Linked DNA regions of Homo sapiens: region 1 is linked to region 2. A link is an interaction called in ENCODE POLR2A ChIA-PET data of the cell type or tissue named here. Cell type or tissue: MCF 10A. All regions are shown on one strand. Each heading gives the region's core, and the rest is flanking DNA. Links, peaks and the distances in the headings are about the cores only. Region 1 has its middle 26 kb from the start of CTSV. Region 2 has its middle 21 kb from the start of ZNF782.

Evidence for each region. ChIA-PET counts read pairs that join two places held together with the same protein. Peaks named below come from ENCODE experiments on the same cell type or tissue, not always from the same donor. Only the 100,000 strongest peaks of a DNase experiment are listed, where the experiment ranks them.
Region 1: POLR2A ChIA-PET joins it to region 2 with 5 read pairs; 3 of 35 experiments call an interaction of 5 or more read pairs at or near these places.

Annotation. Positions count from the first base shown.
Region 1 is chr9:97,011,430-97,015,814 of GRCh38, reverse strand. It overlaps the pseudogene SLC71A3P. Among named protein-coding and RNA genes, the nearest start is that of CTSV, 26 kb to the left of the region's middle. RefSeq lists silencers at 2,186-2,285, 2,326-2,385, 3,046-3,185. In MCF 10A, for the core only: no CTCF peak of the experiment used is centred there; a DNase peak (open chromatin) is centred at 1,974.
Region 2 is chr9:96,872,904-96,877,288 of GRCh38, reverse strand. It overlaps a transcript of ZNF782 not described here. Among named protein-coding and RNA genes, the nearest start is that of ZNF782, 21 kb to the right of the region's middle. RefSeq lists enhancers at 2,156-3,355, 3,711-3,780. In MCF 10A, for the core only: a CTCF peak has its summit at 1,645; DNase peaks (open chromatin) are centred at 1,308 and 2,048.

The sequences.
Region 1 (4,385 bases), core at 80-4,079, 140 kb before region 2:
CAATCGTTTGAACTGGGGAGGCAGAGGTTGCAGTGAGCTGAGATAGCGCCACTGTACTCCAGACTGGGCAACAGAGCGAGACTGTCTCAAAACAAAACAAACAGTCTACAAAATTTTCTGTTTCATGGATACAGGAATCAGAAACTGATACCCAAGCTCATAAGTGGCATAAACATAATACTCAAACAGCATAACATAATACATATATTCCCTTTGTGTTTTGAAAACTATTTGTTAAAACAATCATTCAGAAAAGTAGACAAATCAGGCTGGGTGTAGTGGCTCAGGCCTGTAATCCCAGCACTATGGGAGGTCGAGGCGGGTGGATCACCTGAGATCAGGAATTCAAGAACAGCCTGGCCAACATGGTGAACTTGTCTCTACCAAACATACAGAAGATAGCCAGGTCGTGGCATGCACCTGTAATCCCAGCTACTCGAGAGTCTGAGGCAGGAGAATTGCTTGAACCCAGGAGGCACAGGTTGCAGTGAGCCGAGATCCAGCCACTGATCTAGGCTGGGCGACAAAAGCGAAATTTCGTCTCAAAAAAAAAAAAAAAAAAAAGACCAGGCCGGCTTGGTGAGCCGAGGGGGGCGGATCACTTGAAGTCAGTAGTTCAAGACCAGCCCAGCCAACATGGTGAAACCCCGTCTCTACTAAAAATACAAAAATTAGCCGGGCATGGTGACGCGCACCTGTAATCCCAGCTACTCCGCAGGCTCAGGCAGGAGAGTCGCTTGAATGCGGGAGGTAGAGGTTGCAGTGAACCTAGATCACGCCACTGATCTAGGCTGGGTGACTGTAGCTTGGGTGACAGAGCAAGACTCTGTCTCAAAAATAAATAAATAAATAAATAAATAAAAGTAAAGACTTCTGCAAAGTGTGTGTGTGTGTCTGTGTGTGTGTGTGTGTGTGTGTGTGTGTGTTTGGGGGTGGTGGGTGGGAAGCGAAAAAGAAGCTTTTTTTTTTTTTTTGGAGACGAAGTCTCACTCTTGTCACCCAGGGTGGAGTGCAGTGCACCATCTCGGCTCACTGCAACCTCCGCCTCCTGGGTTCAAGCGATTCTCTTGCCTCAGCCTCCCAAGTAGCTGGGATTACAGGCATCCGCCACCATGCCCGGCTAACTTCTGTATTTTTAGTAGAGACGGGGTTTCACCATGTTGGCCAGGCTGGTCTGGAACTCTTGACCTCAGGCGATCCGCCCACCTCTGCCTGCCAAAGTCCTGGGATTACAGGCGTGAGCCACCACGCCCAACCTGAAAAAATTCTTAAATGAAATGACTTTAATTCAATTAAAATTACTAATCCTGTTAATAGAAATAATTTTATTCTTTTTTCTATTGATGTTTGTAAAAAGTTTTTTTTTTTTTTTTTTTTTTTTGTGAGACAGAGCCTCACTCTGTCGCCCAGGATGGAGTGCAGTGACGCTATCTCGGCTCACTGCAACCTCCGGCTCCCAGGTTCAAGCTATTCTCCTGCCTCAGCCTCCCGAGTAGCTTGGATTACAGGCGTGCGCCACCAAGCCCGGCTAATTTTTTTGGTGTTTTTTGTTTTTGTTTTTGTTTTTTAGTAGAGACAGGGTTTCACCGCGTTGGCCAGGCTGGTCTCTAACTCCTGACCTCAGGTGAACCAGCCGCCTCGGCCTCCCAAAGTGCTGGGATTATACGTGTGGGCCACCGCGCCAGGCCTGTAGGCTTTTTTATATTTCAGTATTAGGTGCATATCTTTCAAAATAAATAAACATAAAAAGCCAGGCTTTTCCAACTGTGTCCTACACATTCTGCAAGATATTAATCATGTGTCAAGAATAAAAAGTGTTGTGTTCAAGTACGTTTGGGAAACATTGCTATTATATTATTTTCTTCTTGGAGAACCATAGAAAAACTTGAGAGGTTGGCGGGTTGGAGCAAACCAAGACCAAAACTGAACTGCAATCACTACCAAACCCCCACGAGTTTGCCCCTCCTCGCTTGCTAGCCTCAGTCCAGATTCTCCGGAAAAAGAAATTAGTCGTACGGGCTCTCGAAATGACGTACTTCCCGCGCGCCGCGAAGTCCTGATGCCAAGGGGCCAGTCGCGAGGTAAAGGAGGGGTCTCTGAAGTGGGCGTGGCGTCGCTGGAGGCTACTCAGGCGCGGGACTCGTTCTCGAGGCGGGAGCTGAGGTGCGGGGTGGGGCCTCCAACCGTGCAGCCCGCCCCTGACGCCGCCGGTAACTGCGACAGTCGGGGTCGGTGCGGTTTGCTAAGTGGTCGGTTCCTGGAGCTGCGGTCTTCTGCTAGCCTGATCCGCAGCTTCAGCCTCCGCCGCCTCCTCAGCCCTCGGCGCCGCCGCCTGACCCGCAGGCCGCCGCGGGCCGCAGAGCCCATGAGGGCGCGGGCACCGCCGCCGCCTCCGCGGCGTCGCCGTCGTCCCGGAGCGCCCCGAGCTGGCGCGGGCATGGCCGCGGCATGAGCGTGGAGCCGCCGCCGGAGCTGGAGGAGAAGGCGGCGTCGGAGCCCGAGGCGGGAGCCATGCCGGAGAAGCGCGCGGGCGCGCAGGCCGCGGGGAGCACCTGGGTGAGCGCGGGCGCGGGGCCCGGCGGCCTGAATGCCGGGGAGGCTGGGTGGGGTCGCACCCAGGGCCCGCGAGCCCGCCGCTCCGGGCAGGGGCTTCGGCTCTTGGAAAGTCGGTCCTTTTCTGGGGGGGAGGCGAATTCATCACGAATACAGGTTTTTCCTAGTGACTGCTCATCGCAGACAAAACTTTACAGGATTTGGTTATTGTTTCAAAAGGCGCTAGACATGGGACAGTGAATATAAGTAGTAATTTGGTTATTTCGGAGTTCTCCGTCCCTGTAACAGTTGATAACAGTTTTCCTGGCGCAGTTTCTCTCCAAGTCTACATGGAAAACAGGGAGCATTTGAATCAGACCGTCGACGGGGAAGTTGGCGGCAGATGCCGGGCAGCGCCTTGCTGCTCCTTCCGTGTTCTCCCGGCGTCGGAGGGGCGGTCCTAGCGATGGGGAGCAGAGTTTCCAGGGGCGTTGCTGGGGACCAGCCGAGGAGCAAGTTAGGCTGGCCTCTTTCTCCAGTTTTACTTTTGCTTGAGGTGGAGATGGCTTCTGACAATAATACAGAAGCAATTGAGCCCTGACTTAACTGGCCTGGTTTCGGCAGAACAGGCCTTGTCTGTGTCAGTGGTTTCATGTGGTGGAATATTAAGCCTAGAGGGTTTGTCGTTTCTTCAAGGCCTAAGTTTAAAAAGGATTTTTTTTTTTTGGTCTTAGGACCTGAAATATAGGGAATGTTACAGTGAATAGAAACTGACACAATGGGAAAGTTTTTCCAAAGAAAAGTAGAAATTTTATGGAAATTAAATACATGTTTTTGGCTTTAGATTTTTAGCTTACATATCTGATTTTGTGTTTAGTTGAAGAATGCTAAGTGTTTACATGAACGTATTTGGGGATGTAAATCCCTATTAGTAGGTTGGGAGGGCAGCTGAAGCAGAAGGAGCAGTAGGTAGAACGGATCCGGCAGAGCTGGTTTTTAGTCCTGGTTTTGCCTGAACAGTGCGCACTCTGGACAGGGTATTGAAACAGCCTTGCCCCTCAGTGCCTCCTCTGTAAAATGAGGACTTAGTTGAAGTCCCCTCCCAGCCCAAGTGACTCCCTATTTTGAAAAGCATTTCAAAGTTAAGATCTCTGTAATATGAGAAGCTTATCTTGTCGAGGGAGAGAAATTCTGTATAATTGCTTGCTCTCATTTTGATTCGCGTTAAGTAGACTTGTCCTCTTCCTGCTTGCTACACAAAACTAAAGCACCAGTTCCTCCTCCTGTCTCATGAATTGATGGACAGTAATTACTAACCAGTGGCCCAGCTAGTAACCTGCGAGGTAGCTTCCTTCATCCCTTCCCATACTTAAAACAATCAGAAAGTCTAGCTAAGTTTATTAGATACAGATTTTAGGTTTTTATCCTCTCCTATGCATTCTTATGCTCAGAATTTCCTCAGCATTTTTGACCCAGACTTTGACTATCTCTTTCAAGACCCTTGTTCACCCCAGCGTCAGTCCACCTTGCACGTGGCTGAGTAGTGTGTTCTAGCATGTAAAGATGATCATTACTGCTGTCCTTAATTTTTTTCATTGGCTCCTTATGGCTTACAGAATAAAAAATAAATTGGCAGGTTGAAGCATTATTAGTATAGTGATTAGACGAGCATGCTTGAAATCCCAGTTTCCACAGTTCGATAAGTTAACGTAACTCCTGATTAATAATGGCATTTACCTCAGAGGGTTGTGAGGGTTGCTGCAACTTGGCATCTAGTAAGCCCCTTAATACATACTAATGTTGTTAGTATTTTGTAATATTCTTTGCATGTATGATTGAATGATCACAATCTA
Region 2 (4,385 bases), core at 161-4,160:
GGAAGCAAAGCTTCACGGGTGTGTTCACGGGGATCGCACTGACTTTGTGACCAACCCTTGGGTGAATAGGTGCCACTATTTAAATTTATCATCTCACGGAAGAAATTATTGATGTTACGGAATAATATTGAGCAGATACATGCTCAATATGTATAATTTAGTAAAAAGATGTTCCTATGATATTATGACCGTATTTCCCTGGTTTGGTTAAAAAAATCAACAGGTGCTCATGTAAAGTTTAAGTAGGGACATCTCTGGGAGATCCATGATTTGCCTGATAGCCATTTTTTTTTCTTTTTTCTTTTCTTCTTCTTCTTTTTTTTTTTTTTTTTTTTTTTTTTTTTTGAGTCGGAGTTCCGAGTTCAAGCAATTCTCCTGCCTCAGCCTCCGGAGTAGCTGGGACTGCAGGCGCCCGCCACCACACCCCGCTAATTTTTTGTATTTTAGTAGAGACGTGGTTTCACCGTGTTGCACAGGCTGGTCGCGAACTTCTGAACTCAGGCAATCCGCCCGCCTCGGCCTCCCAAAGTGTTGGGATTACAGGCGTGAGCCACAGCGCCCGGCCATAGCCATTTTTTTCTTATTTTGCGTTGTGCGTATTTTTTGGTTTTTGTTTCTTTTGTTCCCCTTTCCTGAAACCCTGTTGGTCAGGGTCACAGGTACTATTCTTTTATAGTAATGCTGTGCTCCGTGTGCAAGTATTTCATTCACATTTCACAGCCTTATTCCCAAGACATATTTGTATGTACCTTAACGTCTAGGGGCTGCTTTGAGTTGAAAAGGCAAACTGATGGAGGGAGGATCCTTGTTTTTCTTTCTTTCTTCCTTTGTATTGAAAAATGTTTAAGCACACAGAAACGTAGGAAACGGTAAAATGAGCATCTATCTATAGCCATGCATGTCCTTGATTTAAGAAAAGTTAACCTTTTGCCATATTCGCTTTGTTAGTTTTTGCTGAAAAATTGTAAAGTGAATTAACTATCCTTTCAATGTTAAATGCTTCCCTGTGCATGTCTTTATAAAAACTAGTATTTTCCAATATAACTCCACTTAACAGTTAAGAATAACGGCAATGTTCTTTAATATTTATAATTGCCAGTACACATTCACATTTCCCAAATTGTTTCCAACGTGTTTGGCAGCTGTTTTTTCCAATCGGGATTTGATGGAGGACCACGCACCGTATTCGGCAGCAAAGTTCAAATTTAACCCATAACCTCTAGGGGCTCTGGCAGAACCTGGCCAGGCGAGGCAGTCAGGAACATCTTCCAATCATCCAATAGAGAAAACGCTGCGAAGTAAGTCGTGGCGTGGAGGTTTCTGGGAAACGTAGTCTTAAATCCGAATGGCTCGCGCGCCACACTCTAGGAAAGGGTCTTCTGGATGACGTCTGCGCATGTGCAAGCTTAGCTCGCTGCTTCACGCCTAGCTAAGGCTGAGAGGTGGTCCCGGGGCCCTTGGGTGTCGCGGGCGGGGAAGGTGCTCACCTGAAGTGGGACGCGGGGAAACCAGGTCTCCCCACAGCCTGTCAACTTCTAGTGAGAATGGGGCTTGTGATTCAGAGGGTGAGAACGGGAAGCCCGGGGGGACCCCAGGATCGACCCCCTCACGCTAGAGGTCCCGGGGACGCAGGTGGAGCTGCGCCCCCTTTAGGAACAGGTGTTCAGTGCGAACCTTGGGGAAAGCGCATGCCCGCGGCGGCAGAGGAGAGCCCGTTTATAAACGTTGACCAAAGTGCCAGAACTCGTGGGCGCTGTGTCTGTGGCAAGACCCCGAGCTGTGGAGACCGAAAGAGCTGCATAAATTCCAGCTTTATTACCTGTAAGCGGGGGGCGAGGGCGGGAACCGGGTAAGAGGTTTCTCGCCTGAAAATGAGGGTGTTAATGCCTGCTTCATGGCGTTGTTTTGAAACTTAGGTAAATCATACACTTGGCTGTAAAGCAAACAGCCAAGTGCAGTTACTAAACCCTGAGTAAGTGACAGCTGCTATTGTATTTAGAAGACACTTTGTTCTTTTCATTGGATGACTCACCTAAACCTCACAAGTACTCTATGAGGCCGGCATAACCGTCTGCATTAAAAATAACAACCGAGGTTCAGGTTGGAGGAACAGTGCGCCCACGTCACAAGCTAGCAGTGAGGAAATTTAGGTTCAAGGGCAGGTGTGATTTATTTCCGGTCTCAGGTGCTGTCGAATATCACACCTGCCTAAAACCAGCCCTGCGGTCTTTACAGCACTGAGCAAAGTGACATGACCCAAAATACACAGGGAAATAATGGGAAGTGAATGTGGGTAGAACCTTACCTTGTGTCAGATATATTTTAGGCTTTCTGGTAGTGTCTGGTCAGATCCGTTGGGTCACACGAAGGCGCCTAGCCACTCTGGCACTACCAAGCTGTCTATGTTTTCAGTCCAATGTATTGAATTCCAGAGGGCCAGGTTTGTGTCCCTAAAATTTGTTTCCCAGGCCCTGGTCCCAGCTCCCAAGAAATAATTTCACTGTAGAGCAAAGCAGCTCTTGTGAATTAGGAAGCAGGGGGCCACTGGGAACAGGAATCTTTCCTAGAAAGAGAACACCCCTCTGACCTTACCACTCTCCAGAGCTTCCCAGCAGAGGCAGAAAAGCCCAGACAGGACGGAGCATAGCCAGAAACAGTGCTTGATCCACCCGCCAGAATGAGCTGGATCTGGTGATGTCATTATCTCCAGAAACCACTAGAGTCTGTGACAGTGGAATGCCTGGACCAGCTTTGAGAAGACCAAGGGGAGACAGGAGGCCACTTCAAAGGAGAGCTTGTGGGGAGGTCTAGGGGTAAGAGGTAAGCAGGCAGAGGGTGGAAATCCTGTTTCCTCCATCTCTAAACAACTCCCACTCTTGAAAGACACTGCACTGCTCTCACACCTGTCCATAACCACGTGACACTAGTCACGCTAGTCTTGATATCTTAACCTCACAGAATTCCACCGTGATGGTTCACGAAAGGTGTTTATGGTCATCTACTTGTGACTCATTTGAAACCATTAAGAGATTGGACCTCAGAGTGTCCATGAATTATCCAGACCCACTTAGTTTGTGTCAGATCCACGAGTCAAACACAGTGCCATTTAGTCCGTCACAGGTCCAGGTCATCCATGTTTTAGTAGCTTGTTCTTTTGTATTGATGGGTAGTGATCTATTGTCTTTTCCTTGTAATGAAGAGGTAAAAGTTTTAGTTCACACAATACCAGAGTTAAAAATTTCACTGGTGTCTGTATTACAAAAGTGGAAATAACCCTAAAAATGAAAGTAAATTTGAGCTTTGGTAGTCAGATAATCTTTTTCATAGTCTTGTGTTAGACAACAAATCTTTCCCAGATATCAAACTCTAAGAAAACTGCCATAGTTACCACCCTACTAGAAACTTAGTTTCCATACCCCAAACATTTGTCAGAGAACCTGCCCACTTTCAGTCACGTTTATATTCTTATTCTAAATTGACCCAATTTTCCATGTATCAAAATGACTGTATTGCCTTCTAGAATTCAAGCCAAAGGGGAGAGCAATGTTAGTGGTCCTTATTCTACTGACTTACTCTTTTGTGTGTGTGTGTGAGACAAGGTCTCGCTCTGTCACCCAGGGTGGAGCGCAGGCATGCTCACTGCTCACTGCAACGTCTGCCTCCCAGGCTCAAGCGACTTTCATGAATCAGCCTCCCAAGGAGCTAGGAACATCGGCAGATGCCACCAAGCTTGGCTAATTTTTGTATTTTTAGTAGAGATGGGGTTTTGCTACCTTGGCCAGGCTGGTGTTGAACTGCTGGACTCAAGTAATCTGCCCACCTCACCCTCCCAAAGTGCTGGCATTACAGGCATGAGCCACCACACCTGGCCCTGACTTACTCTTGAAGTCATGGATTTATGTCCAGTGCCCCTCTCCCAAACTAGTTTTTTAAACCTTTGACCACTCATGTATGTCAGGATCTCTACTTAGTTATTGCATATTACATGGTGCAAAGCATCTTATAAACAGGGATTCATGATAGACTTTTTCTTCTAAATCAGATCACTGATTCTAGTCTGCAGTTTATCAAGATGAGGTGATGAGTTATTTAAAGATTTTACCTTAGGTACTAAAGAATTAAAGTAGATGAAAATATACCAATATTATTAGGATTTAGTGAGAATCACTGAAGCTAAGTGGCTAGACTCTTAGTTCTAAAAAAAAAAAACTAACAGTGATTTGATATATTTTTAACTAAAAGGTAAGCTTGAAAGCAGTGTGCTAAAGTCAAATTATGTGGTCTGAGCCACCCTCTGTACAACAACTTTAATTCTACTTTCTGTACTTCCACTTTTTTTCTGTGTAACTGTTTGAAAACCTCAAACACCCTTGTTCTAATTCTAC